Regions from separate parts of the Mus musculus genome. Here region 2 is linked to region 1. The links are chromatin loops, found by intact Hi-C in ENCODE. Cell type or tissue: left cerebral cortex. All regions are shown on one strand.

Region 1 (8,000 bases):
ATTAGAAATAAATCCTAGAGACTGCCTTAAAACATTTCTTATGTTAGTAATAAGAGCTTGTGCCACAAACAGGATTTATTTGCATGCTCTGAGTAGAAAGGTATGCAAAAACAAAATTCTTTTTCAAAGGTGAGGGTAAGGTTGGTGAGATGGCTGAATAGGTAACAATGGCTTGCTGCCAAACTTGATTATTTGAGCTCTATTCCTTGACTCCTGTTGTGGGAAGAAACAAACTGAGTCCTCCATGCTATTCTCTGACCGACATACACAAGCCATACATGCACATACTTGAGTACAACATACACATACATGCTCATCCACATGTAATGGAGACAATTTTTATATGCTCAGCATGGTGATCATTTATGCAGCCTAGTGTCTCTTTCCCTTTTATTCTCTGTCTACCAAAGGCTATTAATAGGAATAGCCATTTTCAAAGTGCTGTAGAGTCTCTGTATCATTGTATTCATATTAAAGACTTTATTTGGCAAATCATCACTGAATTCAAAACCATCTCGACCATTGAAATTGATCTCCATCTACTACCCCTCCTGAATATAAATTTTAAATATATAATATAAATATAAATTGTAAATGTAAACTTATAACTGAGCTAATCATATAGCCAGAATGAACTATTTCCAAGTTACTCCCAAGTCTGGACTTTAGAGAGTCCTGGGACAGGGAGGCAGAGCGTGTGGAGGGTATTTCATGAAAAGCCTGTGTGCTGCATCTGAGTGGAATGCTTCGTTAACATTTAACATTCCAGGAATATTCAGCCTTTGCTGAATACCAAGCAACACATGACCACTATGTCCACAGACTCTCTCTTCCGTGCATCTTAGTTAACTTACATTGTTAGAATGGATGTCAGTTACAAAGGAGGCCAACCTTAGGAAATATTAAATTTTTCTCATTGTATTTGTGAGATTGAGAAAAAAATGTTTTAGATACCAAGCCGTGTAGTAATTGTGAAATTGGCTTTCACAATACCTGTCTGACATCATTCAGCACAGTACAATGTTAAGAAACAATTATAATTCAAAGAGGAACACTGCTAACTCCTATCAGCACTTATGAAAAACATGGGCGCTGCTTATTGGAAAGCGCTTAATGAATAATGGCTTCTGGGAATTAATGAATACAAATAAAAAGTGTTCTCATATTTTGAAGGTTTTAGGGTAAGTCAAATTGAAAGCATTTCTATGATGAACTCATAATGAAATTGTATTCAATGTTTTCCAGCATATCACAGTTATTGTGCTAAGAAGCATAAATACATTTGAAGATTCCAGAAGAAGAGAATATTGCAAAACAATCATTTAAAATTGCTCAAGACCAGCCTGCTCTTGGCAATTGGAAAATACCTCATTATGGTAACCTCAAGAAATCCCAACACAAAGTATGTCAGAGACCCATAGAAACTCTCTTCCCAGGAGAGTCCCTAAAGCTCAGAGCTACATGTTGATGCCCTCGTTATTTCCAAGCTACCCACAGTGTGGAACACTGTTCCCTTGAGGAATAAGATATACAGCAGGGACTGTACATACACTACTGTGGATTTTCTGTCACCAGCTTCTATTACTCCCCTTTGTATGCCCGATCAGTAAATGTTTTAAGTAAAGTATCGCTTCAAAACACCATTTTGAGGGAGAGATGGGGGGGGGGGGAGGATAACCAGGAATGGAATTTCACAGTTGATATCACACTACTTAGAAGGCTTACACCACATGATTGTACAAGTTCAAAGCCAAATTGAACTCTACAGCAAGGACTTGCCTGAAAAAAATATAAAGCAAGAGAAAAACAAACAAAATAACAAACAAACCCATCCATTTTCTGTTTTGCAATGAGACTTGATAAATGTATGGTGTTTGAAACCTAATATATTTATTTCAATCTTAACTCTCAGATTTAAGGTCTTTGAGCCCTTTTATGTTTTTAACTGAACATTTACATGACTTATTTTTATGTCATATAATTTTTAAGATACAAAATAATTACAGAATTCTCCCCTTTCCTCCCTCCAACCCTCTCATGCACACTAAGTTGCTCTCTTTCAAATTTATGCTGTTTTCAATAACTGTTGTTGCATTCATAGATGTATGACAGAGATATATAGTCCTAACGATAAACTGATCAGTCTGTATAATGCTACTTGTATGTGCATATTCAGGACTGTCCTTATATTTAGACATTTCACTGAATTAAAAAGCAAACAAATAGGCCGGCCGTGGTGGTGTATGCCTTTAATCCCAGCACTCGGGAGGCAGAGGCAGAAAGATTTCTGAGTTTAAGGCCAGCCTGGTCTACAAAGTGAGTTCCAGGACAGCCAGGGCTATACAGAGAAACCCTGTCTCGAAAAAAAAAAAAAAAAAAAAAAAAGCAAACAAATGAACAAACAAAACAATCTGTTATTACAAATGTTTGTTTGAATACAATTTTTTGTTTGTTTTAATATGATTTTTTTCTGTTTGTTTTTTAATGGTTCTGATGTGCAGGTGTTTAGAAATGACAACAAAATTATTAATTCCTAACTCCTTTATCTTTACAGTGTTATTGTGGCTATTGTGCCCAGAATTTTTACATTTCCGTTACATAACCTTCCCTTGAATAACAAACTTCATAATGATCAAAACAACCTTCAATAGCAGCCTTCAAAACAGCATAATGAAGATTCCCACACTTGTCTTTGGAAAACTAGAAGAGGGCAATCTATACTTTGTTTGTTCAACAGTCAAGTGCATCAACACTTTTATTCTTGCTAAATCCTGCAGAAGCTGGGATCATGGTGGCCACAGATAACTACAGTTGTTCCACCATAAGTGCCCAGTGCTCACATTTTGTAAGGGGTGAGAATACTGGGCACACTTGAGGATCTGTGTGCTGCAAGCAATACTCTGCAAAGGCTTCATTAGTTAGAGTCAAGTGGTACTTCTCAAATCCACCAGCAGTGAGGTGAAGACTGTTTACTGTCTGAGATAACAGGAAAAGCCCTGCAATTGAACAGCCAAAAGCATCTATTTCAAAACAAACTCCCTCTATCCATCCCTCCAGGGAGGATTAAAAAGAAAACAAAAACAAAAGCAAAAACAATAGCCTGTGGTGCCTGAGGAAGCTCTGAGGTGAAGAGAGGCTTGTTTATTTGATCCTGGTCCTGAAGAACAGGACACAGTATGTGCTGGATCTTTCTAAACCTACCAGGCTGCAGATGATAACAAGGTGTTTTGAAAGTGAATGAGACCTGGATAAACTTCTTTAAACAAAACAAAACCCTTGAGCAGCTGTCATCAATGCATCCTGCAAACTGGCCACTCTTCTCACTTATTTAAAAAATTATGGTTTTAATTGATACAGAATTACATCACTTCTCCCCTCCAGGTTTCCACTCCAGGCTCTCCCAAGTATCCTCACTTCATCCCCTCCCATACATTTAGGTTGATGAGCTCCTGTTTTCTATGGTTAATATTGTCACACACGTATGTATGCACCTATATAAAAATTCAACCTGCCGAGTCTGCTGCTGTTTGGTTCCTGTGTATACAGCATCAGGGCTGACCATTCTGCATTGAACGACTGATAAGGAAGCTCAGCTCTGGGAAAGACTAATTCTCCTTTTTCCACTATCACTTGCCTAGAGTCCTTTGTCTAGGCGTGGGAACCTGTAGGACCACCCCCAACCCTCTTCCAGTTAGCAAATCCATCTACCGTGCCATTGTTCTGGTCAACTTATGCAGCCATTTCTAGGAGAGATTGTTTCCCAGCAGGTTTCCTGGTATTCTGGCTGTTTCCATGTTTCTTGAGCCATAGATGTAGGAGTTGTGATGTAGATGTACCAGTTTCCATTTGTTAAGAGGTCAGGCTTTGTGACAGAATCTGTCCCCTTTCTTGTTTAACCCTTTGGTCTTTCATACCTACAGATTGACAAATTGACAGTCTTTGCCTTGGCGAGTCTAAAACTCTGGGTCAAAGCTCTCATTATGAGGACACTGAAGTGTTCTTACACTTTGAACAAGAATACCCCACTTTGCGAACATGCCTGCCGATACACACGCCCAAATGCCACCGAATCCTGACAGTCATTTCCTTCTTCCAGTACCACCTGTTCTCTGAGCACTCGCCCACAAGCTGCTAAAATCCTCCCTCCTGCCACCTCAGCCACACGCCAACATGAACTGCCTACCACCCCCATCCTCAGCCTCCAAACCATGATGTGGAATAAAGAAACAGATGCACAAAACCGAGGTGGCAAAGGGGCTCAGGACAGGTAGCCAGAAGTCATCACCCGAATCTAAACAAATCACAAGATTTGTATCTGGTGTCATTGTGATATTAATCACAACTCTCATTATTAAGGAGAAGCTCAGGCTAAGATGTATTTATTGATCAGACAGCAAAAACAAAGCTTATACCTTCCCATACTTCATTCGAAAAGCCCATGTCCCTCTGTTCCATTTAATTCTGAGGAGGACTTTTCATATAAGGGATAACTGAACCAGCTCCTTAATTTAGATAGTCCTGCTTTGATTAAAGCTAAAAACCTATGCTCTTTTTGATGAATATAGTAAGTTATTCCTCTGTCCCTTGAACAACTATTTATTTGTCGAATGCCAAGCATGGAGAGGCCACAGTGTTAATAGGGAGATGATCACTTTTCAGATAATGACATTTCCAAGATTTTTATTGGCTTTCTTTCAGTGATAGACTTAATAAAACCGTAATTCAAATTCAAGAGCTACCACAAGTCTTTGTTTCTCCAAGTCCTTAATATGGGGCTGGTTCTCAAGTCATGCGTGACTAAAGACTGAGTGAATAAGTTCATGGGTAAAGACAGAAATATATAAGTGAATAGACAGGTCTGTGAACATATAAGCAGAGAGGGCTTTCACAGAGGATACACCTAATGTTGGTAGAAAGTGAGAAAACTGTCGCTCTGGTTAGTCCCTTTGATTCCTCTTCCCGAGACTGCTTATAAAACTAACTCATTCACCCAAATACAGCTTGATAATTTGAAATTTAACCACAGGCCTTCCTAACAGCACACTTGGGAATTCATACTTTGGGTTCTCTGATGTGGGCTGAGGTTTTCACTGGGGACTAGGAACTCACACACATTCTTTACCACAGCCACAGCATAACCTAACAGGAAGAAAATGGACCTGGAACATGGTGCTGTAAAGTGCTAGCTGGATTTCATGAGTTTGAGTATTTCAGGAACAAAACTGTAGCTATTCTGTGCCTTTCAGGATATTCTAATGGGTTGGAATCCACTGAGTAAGAGTACACCAGCTGTCTCCTTGTTTAAATTTAAAGGACACAAGATCTTCTATTCAAGGAAACAAAAAATTCAAAAGCATTACTAGGACTTTTCTATCTACAGTTGTCACTGAGTTCAAAATAGCCCATTCCCCAAGTGCCTCTTTGGAAATTTCACCCATTATAGTTAATAATTTGAAAACTTATCATAAAGCTTACTGGCTATAAACCATTAATTGGAATTATCAGAATTCAAGTAGAAAGCTACTTTTTCTCCTTTTCTTGAGTGAACTGAGTCCCTTGGGAAGTCAATTAAGAAAATGAAAATTACACACACACACACATACACACACACACACACACACATATGTTATTTTTCTCGAAAATAATTTTAAAACCTCATAAATGCAAATATTAACTTCCAATTGAGAGTTTTTCCTAACTGATATTAAAATGATGAGAAAAATTTTGAAAAGCATTTCAGCAATGACTCGAGCAGCAAGTGAATAAAATACTGTCTCTCCCTTGAATCTTTGAAACCACTAAAAATACACAAGTAGATTTTATCACATCTTTATTCATATTTACTCCTATGGGGGTTTACAAAACTGATATACCAACCATTTGAAAACACCTTCTACATTAATAATAATAATAGTTACCAGTAACCAACTCACATTAGAAGTATAGATAGATAGATACAGAGAGAGAGAGAGAGAGAGAGAGAGAGAGAGAGAGAGAGAGAGAGAGAGAGAGAGAGAGAGAGAATACATGCTCAGGAGCTATCTAGGCATATATATATATATTGAGAGAGAAAGAGAGAGAGAGAGAGAGAGAGAGAGAGATCTGTAGAGGAGCGGTTCTGATGCTTTGATTTAATTGGGAATCTCTGTTTACTGATGCTGAAGGTCCTTACCCCCATAGTTCCTAATCAATCAATAAAGATGCCAGTGGCCAATGGATGGGCAGAAAGAAAGAGGCGGGACTTTCAGGTTCCCGCAGGTTAGGAGAGAGGAAAAGAGGAATACTTGGAAGAGAGACCATAACAGACTCAGAGCTGTAGGGGAGGTCTTCCAAAATGTGGGCAGAAAAGAAAAGAGGTCCACGGAAGAACAGCCCGAAAGAGTCTTGGGCAGCAAGACCAATGCACTTCACAGAAAGTAACCTGACAACTAAGTTAGCAGCAGAAGGCTTAGAAGAGACCAGCCACAGAGCCAATAAGGTAGTTTGAAAATGAGATTGTGTGTGTGTGTGTGTGTGTGTGTGTGTGTGTGTGTGTGTGCGCGTGTGTGTGTATGTATGTGTGTGTGTGTGTGTGTGTGTGTGTGTGTGTGTGTCTTTCATCTGCTGATCCTAGATAGCTCCTGGGCAGGTATACTCCTGAGACCAGCTAGGAGCACAAAGTGGAACAACCAATAAACTCCCACTACAGAAGTTTCTACTGAGTCCTTCCACAGTCTTTGATGAAGCTATGATCACAAAACCCCCTTTTAAGGATAAAAACATTGAGTCATGCATAGGTAGCCAAGTTACTTGCCCAAAGAAACACCAAGTGCTGATGAAACATGGGCCAAGTGCCATGGCGTCTAGCTCCTATAGATTGATTATGTTGATTTTAAATCACCAATTAAGGCTACCAGAAAACGTTAGTTATGGCCCATAATATCCAACACAATGCACATTACGGTTACTGATTTCAACTAATTTCTTTCTTTAATTACCTAATGACTATGATTCTTACTTGCCTGGTAGCAGAGAAATCACACCCAGTCACATTTAGATACCTGCCAACCAACAGCCCTAGAGCTGGAAGAAGAGAATCAGTGTCAGCTGATTCACTAACTAAAGTTCCTTATATCAAAGCTGTGACTCAATTCTTTAACGCTCATTTTAAAAATCACTTAAACTCAAGTAGTCTTTAACATGCTATCAGGTTTAAATTCCTAGAATTCGGGACTCTCTTGATAGAGTTTTCTCTCTCCTTGATAGTGACTCAGCTAATGAAGAAGCAGTCCTGTGATTTAGCCGAGTTTCCTAAGGTAAAGTGAATATTTTTAAAGCTGAATCACAAAGCAAATCCAGGCAAAAGACTTATCTAAAACCCACAGAAAACATTTCACTGGTTTCCTGGTCTGAAAAATATGACTGAAAAACTTATATCTTAACTCTTATTCTACTAACATGCCTTTTAATTGTGAATAATTCCCACAAAGAAGAAATTACTTTTACTGATACATAGTTTTGTCAGATAGATATAATTATTGAGGGTAACTAGTTAAATGTGAATTTCAGAAAAACTAAACGTGGCATGTTGATATGGTCTGTAAAGGGATACAAGGTTTTAATATAAGGATTATATAATGTTTTAATATACATTAGTATTTTGAGACCTAATAAGATTAGTCAAATGTAAATGAAGAAAATACCTAATAAAAATTGGAAAAAGTTAAAAAAAAAAGACTAGTTAATTATTTTACCTGGCACCTTATTAATAACCTGAAGCATCCATGTGCTGAAGAAACACAAACCAAGAGAAAATAATTACGAGCTACTGAGCATGCATCTGTAAAATGCTAGCCAAGATATCACTTAGTTTTCATTTCTCATATGTTTGTTCCCAACACCGAATTAATTTTTGTATTTATTTTATATTTAATGTTTTTATATTTATTGTCATATTTATCATAGTCATGGGGAAATGAATAGGATGCATTTCTGAATACTATTTAAATATGATATGGGGA
Region 2 (8,000 bases), 290 kb after region 1:
AACTTCCATGCCTGGCACTGGGGTATTTGTAAGATAGTCTTTGGCTCATTTATGTCATATATATATACATGCAAACACATTTACTTATATACACACATTTATACATACATATATATCATATCAGTGAATTATTTGGATAACTGGATATGGATAATTTGGAGTGTTTAAATCTATAGTTACCACATAAAATGTTCCTTAAAGATTTTTTTTAGTACGTGTTAGTATAGTATAGTTAGCAGCATGTTTCATATCCACCCCTTTCTCATAGAATTTGTTGTTATTAGGAAATTAACACAGACAGAAATTATTTTTATTATACACAGTTGAGTAAATGTCGATGAGACTGTGAGATGTTTTGTCACCTTGGAATCTTCAAAGGATCTTTGGTTATTCTAGAATGCTTATCATAATCAAAGCCAATGTAGCCAGAGGCAGCCCGTCAAGGGGAGCAAGCTCAGCCTACGAACCACCATCACACCTCCTCACACCACTCTGACGTTCATTTCCATCCCTTCATTTCCTTCCAGGCTATGTGTGGAGGATGCCCTTCTCTGCTAAGTATGTCTCTGGAGATGCCATACTTTCTCTCCCCCTCATCTCTGATGTCATCCCCAGTGGCTCTAGGGAGTGAGGGAGGAAAATGACTCATCCACCATGCTCCTGAATGGGAACCAAAGTCACAAAAGCCATAGAGATGGTGGCAGCAAAAAGTGCAAGGAGAGTGGAGGAGAAGTGTTAAGAAGGAAGTATTTGCATGTGTTGCCAGATCTCATCCTCTCGGTCCTCATGTCGTTGGACGATGGTGCAATGGAATGAGCAGACATACTTGCTTTGGAGTCAGCTCTGGCTGAGACATCTGACAGAATTCTAAAGCATCAATGAGCCTCTTTGGTTTGGGTTTAGGATTTCTTTCTTTCTTTTTTCTTTTTCTTTTTTAATATAGTGTATCAAGCGGAAAAAAATACCAGAGACTCACATCCAGATAAGATAAGCTTATGCGGAAATTAAAGAATTTCACACGAGGCATCTCCTCGGAGAGTTAGTTGCTTGCTTAGACATACACAGGGCATGCCTCTCTACTGGGCAGGTCTACTGAGAGTAACACAGGGTCGTTTTGATTTGAATTTTTCCTGGCGGTCCTGTGAAGGCTTGATGCCCCAGTATAGGGGAAGGTGAGTGTAGGGAGGTGGGGGCGGGTGGGTGGGTGAGGAGCACCTTCATAGAAGCAGGTTAAGGGGGAGTTGGGTAGTGGGTTTGCAGAGGGGAAACTGGAAAAGTTACATTTGAAATGTAAACAAACAAGATAGTCAATTTAAAAGAGAGAGAGAGTAACACAAAAGCAAACAGGAGAGTCACTAAAGAAAGGAGTATCGGAGCAAAAAGGAAGGAGACAGCACAAAGTGCTCAGCAAATGTCCTGCCTTCCTTAGGGTGGCTGTCCGTACTTAACTCCGAGGTGAACAATGGATTTCTGAGATCAGAACATTCTAGACATGAAACAGGAATTACTTACTTATGCCCCTCGCCCACCCACTCTCCCCAAGTACATATCCTCTGGTTTTCATTTTTGTAGACATACAGGTCATTGACTTCCTGGCAGCAGATCGCTAAGACTTTCTTATTATTACCTATAATCTAATTGCTATGAGTACCACTAAACACGAAGTTAATGATGTTCACGCAACCCAGTACAGCTATAGAAAACAGCTTCACTGGACTGCTGAAAAGAAACCCATCTGCTTGAAAATCCATTCTAGCATAATAAGTAAAAAAACTTGGAAAATGTCACTACCTCTGTCTTTGATGGTGAATCCCCTCTACAAAAGGCTAACTTCATTCATCACTGCTTTCAAGTTCACAAGTGCCTTTTCCCAATCTTGTTTCTACCTTGCTGCATCCACATGTACTAATAATGAGGTGGGAAAATCTTCTATCTTCAGGTAGGTTGGAATGTCAAATGATTGGAAGACACATAGCTTTCGATACTGAGCAATAATATGCTTGTGTGTGTGTGCAGGTGTGCTTGTATGTGTGAGCGTGTGTGTGTGTGTGTGCATATGTGTGTGTTTGTGTGTGTGCATGTATGTGTTTGTGTGTGTGCATGTGTGTGCATTTGTGTGCATGTATGTCTATGCGTGTATGTCTGTGTATGTGTGTGTGTGTGTGTGTGTGTGTGTGTGTGTGTGTGTGTGTACATATGTGTTGCTAATAAGCCCAAATAAAGTAGAGTCCTATATTCTAAACTATAGGGTATTCTATAAGAATGGAAAGTTTGAATTATAGCTTAACTAGTAAGTATCTAAATTTCTATAGACTTAATGTTTATTCCTCTTTAAAATCTTCATGGTAATATCTGGTCCCAAAGTAAAGGTGGAGGTGTGATAAAGCCTTCCCCTGCAACAGTTTAGTGCTTTACAAAAATGACCTACATTCCTCCTGCCATGTGAGGCAGAGAGAGAAGATTGTCTATGAGCAGCAAGACATGTCATCTGCTAACACAGTATCAGACTCCTTACCCTCTAGATATTAGAAATAAATTTCCGTTCCTTATAAATGAAAGCTTATGATGTTCAGTGACAGTAGTATAAACTGGTTGAAAAAGAAAACGCTTGCCTAATTATCCTGTAGAATAAATCTCTGCATAATCACTGTATTAATTAGGGTTTCTATTGCTGTGATGAAACACCACAACCAAAAGCAACTTTGGGTGGGGGGGTTCATTTCACTGATATGTCTAGGTAACAGTCCCTCACTAGAGAAGTCAGGGCAGGAACCCAAGCATAGCAAAATTGTGAAGATTGGAGCTAAAACTGAGGCCCCAGAGGACTGCTATTTGCTCTCTTACTCCTCCTAAGGCATGGTTTGAGCAGTCTGTTTTAACATAGCACCTGGGACCACCAACCCAAAGGTGGCACCATACACAGTATGTGTTCTTCCACATCGATCAGTAAGTAAGAAAATGCCCTACAGACTTGCCTGCCTACGCCTGATCTTGTGGAGGTAATTTCTCAGTTGGGGTTCCCTCTGGTCAGAGGACTCTAGCTTGTGTCAAGTTGACATAAACCTAGCCAGCATAACCACCATAATGGGAACACCATGGAGTCTTCTTGTACAGTTGGCAACACCTCTCACAATATTTCCTCAGTGTTCTCTGCAACTTTCAACAACAGCACCCCTTTGAATTATGGAAAGGATAGAAAGGGAGAGGGAAACTTTGGGTCTCACTTAAGTGACTGGAGTCCGCCTCATCCTCTGTGATTCACCCAGATCTGAAGCAATGGGATGATACTGTGTGTCTGCACACTTCGAGTTGTGACGTGCTATTATCTCCCTGCTTATGTAATCGTAAAAGCCCAGATGAAGCCTCACCTCCTCCTCCCCAGATTCTTCCCTGCATGGCCCATTTGGACGTGACAGGGCCCTTCCCTCACATCCTGTAGCATATGTGCCAATATCCTAATTTAGGTATAATTTCTCTATCATAAAACTTTCTCAAATTATCTCTCTGCCCTCTTAACTACACAGAACTAAGCTGCGTGTAACAATCAAATCCAGGTCTCTCATGCAGTACTGCAAACATTAGGAGCTAGGCAATTCTTTACTGTAGGAGCCTGTTGTCCATAGTGCAGGATGCTTAAGGGATTCTTGATGTCTGCTCTCTAGATGCCCATAACACCCTCAGATGTGGCAAAACAAACAACCAAAAGAATCAAACCAAAAAACCCAAACAAGCAAACAACAACAAAATAATTTCCATAATTGCCAAATGTCTCCTGGTAGTTAACACAGCTCTTAGCTAAGAACCACGGATCTACCTTGATATTGAAATATTTCTTAATATCAGTGATTTAAAGATGAATTTATCTGTGACAGCTGGTTTTATCAATTATGTTTCCACACTAAAATAGTGCAAACTGGTTGGCCACACACCTTTTCAGGTGACTGTGACTGTGAGGGCCTTGGGAAAAACACCCCAGCTCAAATCCCTGGGAAACATTCCGGTTCTTTCTTCAGCTCTTCTAAAGTAGTAAAGAAGGGAAACCAACCAGGGTAAGGATGACAAATGTCCTCTGACAATCTACAGTGCAGATATAAAGATTCTGGGGATGACTAATCAGATGAAGCAGTTGGTGGAGGCTGGAGAGGTGGCTCAGCAGTGCTACTGCTCTTACACAGGATATGAGTTCAAATTCCATCAACATAGGTACAAATTCTCATATTCTCATTCTCTCTCTCTCTCTCTCTCTCTCTCTCTCTCTCTCACACACACACACACACACATTAAGCATAAATAAATATTTGTTTTAAAGAACAGTTGTTGACAGCAGCTTCTTCAGAGTGTTGTCACAGCTGGCCCCCAGATTCTGCTCTGCCATTCCTCTGACCTCTGCCTCTGCAGCTATCTTATAGTTACTGCTTCACTCCAGTGTCAAACTCACCCCACACAGAGAACAGGCTTGGACTCCATCATCAATGATGAAATACCACACCGTGAGATGACTTTACCTGTGGTTGGTTTCTGAGCTCAGTCCTTCTCTTATATATTCTAGAACTGAATACTGGTGAAAACCCCAGTACTGGCATAAATGGTGTATCACCCACTAGTGACCTGGATAATGATGGAGGTCCAGGAAATCTGTTGGGCCCTTTGTGAGGGATACATGACCCTGCTTCAGCACTAAGGTCAGAGTCAGCAAGTTATTAGCTTTATCTCACTCTGGAGCTCCAGGCTCCCTGAGCCCCAGGAATGTTTCCACATTCTATTCATAGTGCCCTTCTGTCTGGACACTGCAAACTAACTACATCCCACCAGTTCATCCCTATTCTTAAACACCACAAGAAAGTAGGTCGGCTTGCTGTGGTGTTTCAATTGTAAAGCAGCCTCTAAGACTTTGTAAAGAAGACAAAATGCTTCTTGGGAGGGTAATTATTTCCTAAAGAAGGTACAAGCTCTGCCTTTACCAACCAAATCATTCCATGAACACAAAATTTAAATAGCCATTTGATCTTATTTGCTGAAATTAAGAGGGGGTGATGCTTATCCTTTCTTATTGGATATTTTATTTATTTACATTTCAAATGTTATCCCCCTTCCTGGTAACCCTTCCGGAGCCATCTTATCCCACTTGTCTCCTACCCCTGCTTCTATGAGGGTGCTTACTCAGCTATTAAAAATAATGACTTCACTTAGGCAAATGTATGGAAATAGAAACTATCACACATGGTATGTTGCAGAAAATATTTAAAAAGGCAAGTTCCCACAATACATCCTGCTACTCTCAGCCCTGGTTTTCTGGCCAGTTCTTATCTCATGGAGACCCTCTGACTCAGAGCTCCAAAATCTCTCCACCCAGCTTGCTAGGTTCCCACTAGTGGGTCATTACCATGCCAGCCCCATGCTTCAGAAACCCCCATGGCCTTTGTGGTGCACATCTGGCAATCCCATGCTTTGCCCCTGTACCTTTCTCTCTGGAACCCAGTCGAACTGCCTCATGAAGGAAAGTACCACACAAACTTAGTTCACAAACAATGGTAACTCAATTGCTGGGCACAAGAAGTAGAATTCTAATCTTGCAAGCCATTTTAATTCTAAATCCTCTGTTGGCGAATCCTGGTAGATTCAGCATTTAAACCAGGAAACACTAGTAGTTACATCTTGCCCTCTCACTATTCCCATCCAAAAAGGCCCTAACTCTCTCCTGCTTCCTCTCTTCCCCAGTCCAACCGGGAAGCCCCGCCTACTCACCCAGTGATTGATTCCGGAGTCACCTGAGTATTTGACTCATTCCTCCTTCCAAACAACCCCTCCTGGGAAATCAGAATTAACATAAAAATTCAACAGCACCAGGGCAATCCACAACAATGTATGCACTCACTGATAAGAGGATATTAGCCCAAAATACCCAAGATACAATTCACAGACCATATGAAGAAGCTCAAGAAGAATGAAGACCAAAGTGTGGATGTTTCAGTCCATCTTAGAAGGAGGAGCAAAATACTCAAGGCAGGGAGAGGGTGAGAGGGACTTGGGAGGAATATAGGAGGGGAGGAAAGGGGGGAGGATCAGGTATGTGAGGAGACAGGGATGATGTACAGAGGATCAGGAATTTGAACAGAGGTGTGTAGCAATGGGGGATGGGGAACTGGAGGTAGCCACCAGCAAGTCCCAGATGCCAGGAAAGCAAGAGGATCCCAGGACCCAACTGGAATGAGATTAGCTGAAATGCCCCACAAAGGGGAGGGAGAAGCTGTCAAGATCATATCCAGAAGTAGGCAAGGCCCCCGGTTGGGGGATGGGGTCACCCACTCATCTCCAAATTTTTGTTCCAGAATTGCTCCTGTCTAAAGGAAATATGGAGACAAAACGTGGAGCAGAGAGTGAAGGAAAGTCGATGCTTATCTTAATCACCACTTTAAGGTAGGCTGGAAAAGGCCAGGACCTTACATGTGATATTTTTCCATATGTCTTTTTTCTCTTGTCTTTCCTTTTTGAGATTATAATATAATTGCATCCTTTCTCCCCCTCCTGCCTCCAAACCTTTCCTATACACTTCACATCTTTTGTACAGAGAATATCTTATGTCTGCATGAATGTGGCACCTGTCAATAATAAATCTGATGGCCTATGACTTAGGCAGAAAGTAGAAGGTAGAACATCCAGGAGGCATAAAGAGTTCTTCATGAAGCAAGGCACAGGAGATTCACCCAGGAAGATGTGACAAGACAGACACATGGTACCTGAGCACAGGTAACCAGCCATGTGGCAGAATGCAGATTAGAACAAATGTGTTAATATAAGTTACTATCTAATCAGAGAAGAGTCTACCTGTATGGCTGAGATATTTGTAAATATATTTTGAGTATAAGTCTTATTTCTTGAAGTATGGGCTAGGAGGCAAAGTCAGACCAAACTTCTACATCTCTTTCACATTCATGGCCTCATTTTTAAAATCAACTATTATGTGCACATAAATGTGTATGTATATACATATGCATTCTCCTAAGCTTAGTCTGTGTAATGTTACTTGTATGTTTTCAGGGATGGCCATTTGATGTTGGATAACCAGTTGGTGTGCTCCTTCCTGGGGAAGAGTACTTCTATCTCTGTCGGCATTTCGTATTTTTCTGTAATTCTTTGTGTATGATTTAGGCCTCACTGCCTTTCCTCTGTCATTTTGGGTCATCTATTGTTCTCACCCTTGTTCAGCTCATGTTTAGTCATGTTGGTGAGACTTTATGGATGTAGTTTCTGATTTTACTAGAAAACACAGTCTCGCAGGAAATTCCCAGATCTTCTGACTCATACAATCTTCCACCTGGGTAGAATGTGTATTTCTTGGATTGTGGGTAGAATATCTGTAGGTACCTCTTAAGTCCTATTGATGCATGATGTCAAGTAATGCTAATGTTTCTCTTTATTTTTTCTCCAAATGACCTGTGTATTGAAGAATGAGTTATGGAAAACACTTCCTATTGATGGATGAGGCTATGCTGTATCTTTAATTCAGTAGTAGTTTTTTTTAATTAAATTGGTTCCCCCAGAATTTGGTGCACATATATTTATAAGGCCTTCTTTGTTAACTGTTCACTTGATTCAAAAGAAGTATCCCTCTCTTCTGATTAGTTTAGATTTGGAGTCTACATTGTCAGATATTAGGATAGCAGCACCTTCCTGCTTCCTAATCTCATTTGATCGGAGTTCTCTGGTCCGACCTTTTTTTTTTTTTTTTCCATTTTTTATTAGGTATTTAGCTCATTTACATTTCCAATGCTATACCAAAAGTCCCCCATATCCACCCACCCCCACTCCCCTGCCCACCCACTCCCCCTTTTTGGCCCTGGTATTCCCCTGTACTGGGGCATATAAAGTTTGCAAGTCCAATGGGCCTCTCTTTCCAGTGATGGCCGACTAGGCCATCTTTTGATACATATGCAGCTAGAGTCAAGAGCTCCGGGGTATTGGTTAGTTCATAATGTTGTTCCACCTATAGGGTTGCAGAT

Evidence for each region. Peaks named below come from ENCODE experiments on the same cell type or tissue, not always from the same donor. Only the 100,000 strongest peaks of a DNase experiment are listed, where the experiment ranks them.
Region 2: it touches region 1 in a loop (8-fold over the local background); 2 of 42 quality-filtered maps call a loop at or near these places.

The regions. Positions count from the first base shown.
Region 1 is chr1:22,650,997-22,658,996 of GRCm38, forward strand. The region is part of intron 2 of Rims1 (regulating synaptic membrane exocytosis 1); the gene reads right to left. Among named protein-coding and RNA genes, the nearest start is that of Rims1, 150 kb to the right of the region's middle. In left cerebral cortex, no CTCF peak of the experiment used is centred here; DNase peaks (open chromatin) are centred at 4,107 and 5,193; H3K27ac peaks cover 2,600 bases.
Region 2 is chr1:22,939,410-22,947,409 of GRCm38, forward strand. No RefSeq gene overlaps it. Among named protein-coding and RNA genes, the nearest start is that of Gm7759, 45 kb to the left of the region's middle. In left cerebral cortex, no CTCF peak of the experiment used is centred here; DNase peaks (open chromatin) are centred at 620, 3,385, 4,075, 4,757 and 1 more place; H3K27ac peaks cover 1,284 bases.